Linked DNA regions of Homo sapiens: region 2 is linked to region 1. A link is an interaction called in ENCODE POLR2A ChIA-PET data of the cell type or tissue named here. Cell type or tissue: PC-9. All regions are shown on one strand. Region 1 overlaps ITPRID2 (ITPR interacting domain containing 2). Region 2 overlaps PPP1R1C (protein phosphatase 1 regulatory inhibitor subunit 1C).

What was found. Peaks named below come from ENCODE experiments on the same cell type or tissue, not always from the same donor. Only the 100,000 strongest peaks of a DNase experiment are listed, where the experiment ranks them.
Region 2: POLR2A ChIA-PET joins it to region 1 with 5 read pairs; 2 of 35 experiments call an interaction of 5 or more read pairs at or near these places.

What each region holds. Positions count from the first base shown.
Region 1 is chr2:181,896,064-181,901,063 of GRCh38, reverse strand. It overlaps ITPRID2 (ITPR interacting domain containing 2), which reads right to left. Exons shown (of 18, transcript NM_001130445.3): 3 at 4,985-5,000; 4 at 4,100-4,156; 5 at 2,145-2,184; 6 at 1,952-2,050; 7 at 160-368. Among named protein-coding and RNA genes, the nearest start is that of ITPRID2, 6.8 kb to the right of the region's middle. In PC-9, no CTCF peak of the experiment used is centred here; no DNase peak of the experiment used is centred here; H3K4me3 peaks cover 48 bases; H3K27ac peaks cover 631 bases.
Region 2 is chr2:182,015,584-182,020,583 of GRCh38, reverse strand. All of the region lies in intron 2 of PPP1R1C (protein phosphatase 1 regulatory inhibitor subunit 1C), which reads right to left. Among named protein-coding and RNA genes, the nearest start is that of PPP1R1C, 32 kb to the right of the region's middle. In PC-9, no CTCF peak of the experiment used is centred here; a DNase peak (open chromatin) is centred at 2,243; H3K27ac peaks cover 734 bases.

The sequences.
Region 1 (5,000 bases):
TAAAATAGCTTAATTTTAACATGTAAAAATGGCTTTTGCGTTAATCAATCTCTTTACTTTCCAGTGCTATTCCTGAAAATTAAGGCTTTAAAATAAGACCATCTTGCTGTAGATGCTATAATTTAAGAAAATAATATGCCTAACACTTAAAAATCTTACTTGTTAAAGCATAATTTGGGTTTTCTACTTCCATCCGTTGCATCTGAGCACTCAAAAATACTTTAATATCTATCCCTTTGGCAAAGGATGATGAATTAAAAAATCTGGAAGGAATTTTAGAAGCAATATCTGGTTCATCACGTCCAAATCCAAGATTATAAAGAATTTCTTCAGGATCTTCCTCATAAAGTTCCAACAATTCTGAAACACTACAAAAAAAGGGGGCAAAAAAGGAAACATGAAAATATAAAATAAATTGATAGTCCACACCACATTATAAATGAATACATATTACTGATTTCCTGTGATAAAATCTTTTTTCTCAGCTTCTGCTCTGGAAACCATTATTTATTTTACCATGTTTACACATGTGTACTGGGGAATAAATAGCCCTTATAAAGGGTTCATTGTCTCAAGTTGCTAGAGTTGCAGAAAAGAGCTAACCCCAACGAACACAGTCAGAGATTCCCTACGTGATTCCTCACCTTATTTGTTTTGTCATTTTAAGAGATTCCCTGTAAAGCAGCTAAAACAAGTAGAAGACAGATGATGAAGAATAAGGAATGAACAGATTAAAGCAGAAATTAAAAGGAACTGAGGGACATTTTGTGAAATTTGAGCTTTTCTGTTATCCTTGTCCTAGGAGTGGCAATTGTCCTAGGAGGAACAATAAAGATAACAAGCTGATTTCAGAGAAGCGAGGGAGGAGCTTACTTTCAACTTCTCTCCAACCACTTCCACTCAGGAAGTAGGAGGAGTAAGGTACAGAGAGTGTGGGTTACACAAAGGTAACTACTCTAATCCTATTGGGAATTAAATATTTAGTATCCCTTCTCTCTCATACCAGTGATAATCCAAGCTTTCTAAGACTCACTGAAGAAAACAGGAAAGTTAGAGATGGAACTTCAACAGAGAGACATTTCAATTTGTTTCAGACAAAATGCTCAGATTCTAATATTATAATTTGGATAACAGTTTAAACTGGATTCCATAGGCACATGCACTGATGTATTTTAATATACTATATGTGCGGGCGGGAGAGGGGCAAGGGTATTTTTCTGTTTGGCTTTTTTGAGACAGCGTCTCACTCTGTCAGCCAAGTTGAAATGGAGTGGCACAATTATAGCTCACTGCAGCCTCAACCTCCTGGGTACCACTTCAGCCTTCCAAGTGGTTGTGACTACAGGTGGATCCCACCATACCCAGCTAATTTTTGCATTTTTTGTAAAGACAGGGTTTCGCCGTTTCCCCATATTGCTCAGGCTGGTCTTGAATTCCTAAGCTCAAGTAATCCACCCACTTTGACACTCCAAAGCACTGGGATTACCGGTGTCAGCCACTGGGCCTGGCTATACTATATATTTGAAAGATCTTTGGTTTAATGTGTTGAAAAAAAGTATGCTTAAATATCAAGCTGTAACTTAGAAAAATTTATTCTGATTTTTGTGTCAGAGTTAACTCAAGTCCTTAACAATGAATTTTGGTTCTCTACAACTACAAGTTACTCCGCTATGGAGTTCCTCTTTCAGGCTGTTGAGAGGGCTCAAAATACTCATTTATGGGTTCCAGCAGCAGTATAAGCCTATTTATTGCATTTTATTTAATCTCAAAGTAAAACAAAACAAAACAAAACAAAACAAAAAGCTCCTATCAGTTGTGCTGGTACAGGAAACGCTCTTTTTGTGTTCTTTCTGATTTCATATGATCAAGGTCAAATCCAAGATTGAAAAAATGATAAGAGTAGGTCATCTATAGCACAATGTAATTCCAACACAATTTCAGAATAAGTTACCTTGAAACTGTCCCACTACTTTTCCCAGATCCAGTGGAATTCATACTTCTCCCTTTCTGATGAAACTGTAATCTTCTCTCTTTGGCCAAGATATTATTGCTACGAACAAAATCAGATTATATAAAACTTTATAACTTTATTTTCATTAAAGGTCTTCATTTTTTAAAAGAAATAGAACAAAACAGCTACATACCAGTTTTCAATTTGAGCATCACTTTCATGGAGGTGGTTGGCTACAGGTAAAAACAATAAACGTAGAGCACAATTGTTAGTAGGACTATAACTACTATGATACAATTATCAAGAAATCTAATTACCTACAATATTAGAATTAAATGCCAAATATATTAAACACTTATCTTGGTCCATTAAATCTGCATTATTAAAAGTGATATACAGATAGATAAGAACAGGGCCAGGAGCTTTTGAAGGGTGTTTTTGTGTTGTGGCAACATGAAACTAACTACTCTCACTTGAGTGCTTAAAATAAAAAAACGTATAGGGAACCAGTTAAATTTCTTTAACAGGTTAGAAATAAGTAATGAGGAAGATATGTACCATATATGTGGTACTAATTATTAAATTTAAAAGCTATTAATGAATAATATCTTAAGAGGAAAACATGATTTAACATTAAGTGTGGCAATAGTATATGTCAGTTTCTAATGTGAATTTTTTTTAAGGTTATAACTGATTTTTCACACATATAACATGAAAATTTCTACTTATTTCAATATAAACTTTCTTTTAAAAATTGCCTTTCAACTTTATGATAGAACTTTAGCTTAAAGTTCTAAACAGGTAAGTGTTAATGTTTAAAGTTAAATTTATAGACAAATACAAAGAATAAAATTAATTATAAACACATCTATTTCAGCACACATGAATTGCTTTTCATTTCTGATCTACAAAGTTATGACAATTTTGTGTTTCTTTGTACATCCACCAGAAAGGTGCCTAACTCACAGCACTCAGTAATTATTTACTTAATGAATGGAAATAGCCTTGAAATAATTTTCAGTAAAACAACATAATAGATTTACTCTTTCATGAGACTCCTTTTTAGGTTCTGGTTTCCAATAAAATCATTCAATATTATCAAACTACCAAGGCAAATATCAAAAGTGCAAAGTGCATTTTAATAACGGATTGACAACATGTTCAATTGTACTGAGTGGGAATCAGTAAGTTTAAGCTCTTTATAGAGCTTGAAAATATATGAACAGAAATAATAAGAACTAATATATTTGCATATTCCAGAGTTTTAAATGTTAGAAGGTTCTAAATAAGTAATTTACTTTACAGATGCATTTGAAACAGGAAAAAATCAAGAATATTAAATTCAATGTATAAATTCACTATTCACCAACTTGTAAGCTTTAAAGACTTTTTAAAAATCCTTGTTTTTTTTAAAAAAGTACACATTAATAACTGAGCTATACAGCTATGAATAATCTATGCAATTTGATCAATGAGCTATAAAATAGCTTTTAAAACACCAGTAAAATAATTAAAAATTCTTATTTTTTGTACAAGAAAGCTTTATTATAAATCTACTGGAAAACATTACATAACTTGTAAAAACTTTTAAATAGCACAACACACTTTTTAAAATCTAATGCTTTCTGGAATAAACACCAGCATGATTTCTAATAAAATTCTATTAGCTCTGCTATTTTGTCTTTCCCCTTTAATTTTCTAAAAATCAGGAAAATGGGGAAAAGACAGGAGACACTTAAATGCAAAGAGAAAGACAAGCTGCAGCTGTAAGTATGACATAAGTCTATTTTGCGCTAAAAATAAGCTTCAATTTTGTTTTCCCATGTATAAATATTTAAGTGTCCTTCCTTTTTCAGGACAATTCTTCCCTCAGTTATATTACCACGGTTTGTTACAAACTGTTCCTTTAAGCATTTAGTCCAAGAAAGACAGATGGACACTTCACATAGTTTTTCAGAGTCATCCCTACATGTATCCTACAGACTATGACTAGATTATTAACAAAGAAAGGTAATGTAAAATATGCCTGAGCCATTTTCAAGACCTTTAAATTTAGCTTGAGGATCATAAACCTGAAACCATTCAGCTTTCTCATTTTTTTTAAATTTGAAAACTACACAAAAATACAGTTCTTCCAAACAAACATACCTTCAGCTCCCAATGACAAATCATCTTCAAAACTTCCTCCATTTCTCACAAGCACACCTGAAAGACACATTTGAAAACTCATCCTGGTGTTCTGTTCCTCTCCACCCTCATATAAAATCACTGTTTTAGTTAAATTCACCCAGCAAAATATCTTATACAGTAAAATCTTTCAGACTTGAATGTACTCAGACATTATTCTGATTATATAACTTCAAGAAGCAGGTATAAGCTTTTACTTTAACGTAAAGAAACCACTTTTCCAGCAACATAAAGTTCTCAGAAGCCAACCTATAGGCTGTTTTAAACTTATATTTTTGAAGATGTTCAATCAGACTACATACCAAGAGTTTCATGGAAAACCAGATCCTGGAGCAAATATTCTTCTTATCCATCTCATATTAAGTCAGGAGCTGGATTTTCCTGACACTGTAAATGTTTTTTTATATGCCTTGCCACTGCCTGCACATGCTTGTTGTACTTTGAACTTTAGAATTCTGTCTTGAACAGGTGGTAAAATTTTAGGTGTGGCAATTTCAGTAAATGTAAGCAAAGAAATGCTGCACGAAAGTTGACTAAACTTTTGTTCACTCAATAAGTATTTTCCTTATATTTGCATATTATATATTCATATTTAATTAGTCTTTATAATACCTAACTGGACAATAAAGATATAAGTTTCACGTTGTGAAAAGGCTAGGCAATTTGCTTAAACTCCCTACTGTTTTACGGTTTATAACAAAGTTTCTCCATTTTGCTTCTAGCTCAGAATAGCATATACTATAAACATGAATATCACTTTTATAAGTCATATATACACTTTTACCCAGAGGACAAAGAAGTAGAACTGTCATAAAGAACAGATTTAGAAAGGCAACCTTCTCTTACCCTTGAGTGTACTACT
Region 2 (5,000 bases), 120 kb before region 1:
GTTGAGAAGAGTTGTGGTTTCTTCTGAGGCTGTCAGGGAAACAGATGCAAAACAGTGTTCAAAATGTGAGGGGCCTCTAGGGAACGACTTATTCTACTCTAGGCTTCTGCAAACGTTTACCTTTACCCTTAGGCCCTTCATGCTCAAAGAGAATCCTCATGTGGCTCTCAAAAAGACAGAGGGATAGGAAAGTACAAGTTGCACAGTCCTTCTCATTCTCTAACCCCCAATTCCAGAACGCATGAACATGTCTAATAAGATATTTTATCTAAGATATTACTCTTCTTTCATCTAATTCTATGCAGTTATAATGTGGGAATTAAAACATATAATCTGTTTACCTCAGATCTTACTTATCAGGAATCACAGTATGAATATTTTTAAATATACTAAAATAGCTTACCAAATCAAAATGATGCTACTTTAATTTAAATACACATAGGGCACTGTAGTCCTTTAAATCTTTACAGTCATCAGCAATCTCCTGCTCCTCTGAAAACTAATTATGTCTCTAATGAGGCTTCAATATTAAATGTCAGACAAATAGTTAACTGGTTTAAACCAGTTTCAAATGGTCGTAGTTTCAGGGAACTGATTTCTTAAGCATCTCATTTATTTAGTATATCTGATGTTCTCAAGTCGCTGTTACAGAGATGGATCTATATGCCACTGCTTACTCTGAAGAACACTTCATCAAATTAGTTGCTAAGCTTGGCTTCAGCTCAGGAATTTCTATTTAATATGTTTTGCTGATTTGATAAACTTCTGGATCTGATCCCTGGAGCTTATTTCAATGCTGTCTTATGAAACTGGATGTCTTTCATAAAAATTCTGTGTTTAAGAACACTGGATTTGTGATCAGATCTCTGAGTTCAAACTCTAGCTCTGCCACTGATTTGTTATATGGTATCAGGCTCATTACTTAACCTCCCTGAACTCATTTTCTCTTCAAAAATGGGGAAAAGAGCTATAAGTAAAAACTGAATGAGACACTTACCCATTCTCTGTAATAAACCTGCCCTAAGTATTTTGGGACGCTTCTAAAGGGTTAATAAAAAGAATAATCATTTTTGAACAAACAGCATAGTACCATTGTATCATCAGCAGGCTCAGAGCTGAGGGTGGCCACCAACTAAGAAAATACGTGCCTTCTGGTTGAAATGGCGTGAAGTTGTAGCAGCTGTGCCCAGTAGAGCTGTAAAAATCATGGGAAATTGTACACATGTGATACTCCACCCAAGGGATGGCAAAAATATTTGATGAGAGAAAGTACTTTGCATGGGGCTGGAGGGCCCACATTAGCAGGTAATGGCTACCATGCAAAGAAACTTCAGGAATTATTGTAAATAAGACCACATCTAGCTCCACAGATTGACAAGACTTAGATAACTTCAAGCTGTATCTATAATGATACAAACCTTTACTCTTTCAAATAATCTCTACATTTGGTCTTATTTTTGAAGTTGAGTTGTTGTGTATAAGAATTTTTTCATGGCATAAATATACTTATAATAACATCTCAGTAATGTAATGTTGCATTCACTATCTGTGTTTAATATATTATAATATAGATATATATGTTCACTATACTTTCGTAAATGACTAACTTAATTTTCACCACAAAAGTATTTTCCTTTTCCAGGTTTCTAATTACCCAATTATCCATACTTAAGACTCCTGCTTGACTCTCTCATCATCCTCATTTTATACTCAGTAGCCAATCAATGATTCAAGTCATCAGTTGATTCATTTTTCTCAGTGCCTCAGAAATTAGTCTTTTTCAATCGATTGCTTTCCCATCCCCCAGTCAGATCCTTATCATTCGTTCCTACACTATTCCACTGGTCTCCTAACTGACTTTCATGCCACTCCATGTTTCAAATTGCATGCTGCAAGACTGAACCTCATTTAATCACATCATGTTCTAGCTCATAGAATGACAATAATTTTTATTTTGCAAGAGAAATTCAGAATTATTCATCCTGAACCCTCTGGTCCCCACACACCTAAATTCTCACTGATCTGTGTTAGCCATCTGCTCTAGTCTAACTGGCCTGAACAATCTAAACTTTATAAGGTCTCCCTCCATGATTTTCCACAAGCTATGCCTGGAATGTAACTCCAACTCTTCCATGAAGTCAATTCTAAAAACATCAATCTTCTTAGAGTTCTCACTCTTCCAAACACTTACAGCATTTACTGTTGACATCATTATTAAATAATGAATCATCTACTTATTGCAACTCCTTTATATTGTTTCTCATTTCTGTTAGCTGTTCTAATTTCCTTGTCTTGTTTCCTTAAACTAGTTTGTAAGCTCGCTAATCAGAGATCTGGTTTATCCTAACACATCCAGCATAGAAACTAGACTTAGGAATTATACTCTCAATGTTTTTATTTGGTCTTAGTTTAGGTAGATCATTATAGCTGAGAGCTTTATAGTATAAAGTCGTTTTTTCACATTACTGTCCATTTTTTGCTTTAAATATTTAAGAAGACAGGATTACAAATATAAAATTTGAAGGAAATCAATAGAAATAACTATTATTGATTAGTCTGAATGTATAATACATAAAGTCTCAAACTATAACTTAAATTATAACCATGTTCTTTTATCTGACATTAATTTAGAATAATGATCATTCCTCAATGTAAACAGCACATTGTTTTACAATGCAAAACAAAAAAGTATGATCTTTCCCTTTGTTGACTTATCCCAGAAATCTAGAGCTTTTTCAACATACATCTCTTTTGAGACTAACAATAGATGTACAGTATGACAGTTCTATGAAAACAACATGTTCTGCAGTAAACTCCTATTAAATACATGGAAGTAAATGAATGTATTTTGACAAATATAGCACTATACGTTTTAATTTATTTCTCTTGCTGACAAAACACAAACTCACAGAATAAATTGTTTTCTTCATCACTGCATCTACAGTACCTAGAACATGTAGTTAGTGCTTAATAGTTATTAATTGATTAAATAAGTGAAAAATTATTTCAATTCACCCCTATATTCTTTAAATGTTAACATTCTACTGTGCAATTGTACTGCTAGCCTCTTACCTAACTCTAAAATCACTCATTTTTTGTTGATATACAAACTTTAAGCCATATAAGCAAAAACAATGAGCAAGGAGAAATAAGTATAACTTTTGAAGTAAGTTATATAAAAATTAGAGTGAATTTAAAAAATTCTGGTGATAGTGATTTAACAATATGAAAAGGTAGCTGGATAGTGGTTATAGAGTTAAAATATGGACTTAGACCAGTCCCCCAATATAAATTAATAACTCTAAAATGTATTGATAAATTTTGATTATATATATACATACATATATGAGTGTGTTTCCAGAAATGTAATTTTTATAATCAGTTAACTTATTGCTAAATGTATACTTAATACATGCATAAATAAATAAATGCACTAAAGATATAGTTGATTCACTTAGAATGTCTACTGTTAGAAGAAACTTATAAAGCCTGTTGGCCTACCAAGTATTTGGCAAAGACTTCAAAGATGGCTCAACCTGTTCAAAGATGGGTAAACTATATACTGTCATGAATTTGTGATGACAAGGAAAAATTCCTTTTGGATTATGGATTAAAATAAGATTGAAACTTTACTCCTGTAATTGGAAATTTGGCTATGAATCACACAAATTAGATACTTTAGGGCCTACCCTATAAAAACGACATAAAACTTAAACAGATGTCTAACCACTTTTAAGTTGCTAACAGAAGGATAAGTACAACTGACAATAAAATCAGGAACTCAGACTCACAGTTTGTTATCAGAAACAAGGACAAAATTAGATGTGTATTCTGACTAAATGGTTCCTATGTTTTATAGAAGCTGTAGTATTATCATATTTCAGCTAGAAAAGACTAGAAATCAGTTTCTCTTTCAAATATATGCATAACTACTTGTATAAAAATACCAGTTCAATGGACTTTCATGTTTAAAATGGAAGGAAAAAGAAAACTTTTATTAGACCACTACCATGTACCAATAACTGTATTATTTCATTTAATCTTCATATTAATATTTACATAAAGTGAATAATACTACACTATATTCCAGATAAAGAAATTGCATTTCAAGAGGTAGCAGAGCAAGATGGCCAAATAGAAGCCTCTAGCAGTCATCCCCTCCCCACCTGTAGGAATACCAAATTGAACAACTATCCACACAAGAAAGCAACTTCATAAGAAAGAACCAAAAATCAAATGAGCAATCACAATCTCTGGTTTTAATGTCATATCACTGAAAGAGGCATGGAAGAAGGTAGAAAAGACAGTCCTGAATTGCTGATGCCACCCCTCCCCCATTCTCCAGCAGTGACCACATGGTGGGGAGAGAGAATCTGTGTGCTTGTGGGAGAGAGAGTTCAGAGATTGTGAGTCTTCGCATTGGATGCCCATGGAGGGGGCATTTAGACCAGCCCTAGCCAGAGGGGGAAGCACTCATCCCAGTGGCTGGAATCCTGAGACTCAGGTAGTCCCACCAACACAAGCTAAAGCACTCTGGGGTCCTAAGTATGTTTGAAAGGCAATCTAGGCCACAAAGACTGCAATTCCTGGGCAAGTCCTAGTGCTGTGCTGGGCTCGGAGCCGGCACACGCACACATGGGGTGCAAATGACCTAGTGAGATACCAGCCAGGGCAGCCAAAGGAGTGCTTGAGTCATCACCCATCCCTTAACCACAGGCAGTGAAGCTCGCAGCTCTGGGAGAGACCCCTTTACTCTGCTTGAGAAGAGCAGACAATAGAATAAAGAGGACTTTTTTGCGACTTAGATCCAGCTCAGCCACAGTGGAACAGGGCACCAAGCAGAGCCCTAAGACCCCCCATTCCAGGCCCTAGCTCCTGGATGACATTTCTAGACATACCCTGGGCCAGAAAGGAACCCACTGCCTTGAAGGGAAGGAAGCAGTACTAGCAAGATTCATCACCTGCTGACTGACATTTTCTTGGGCATTGAATAAACATCA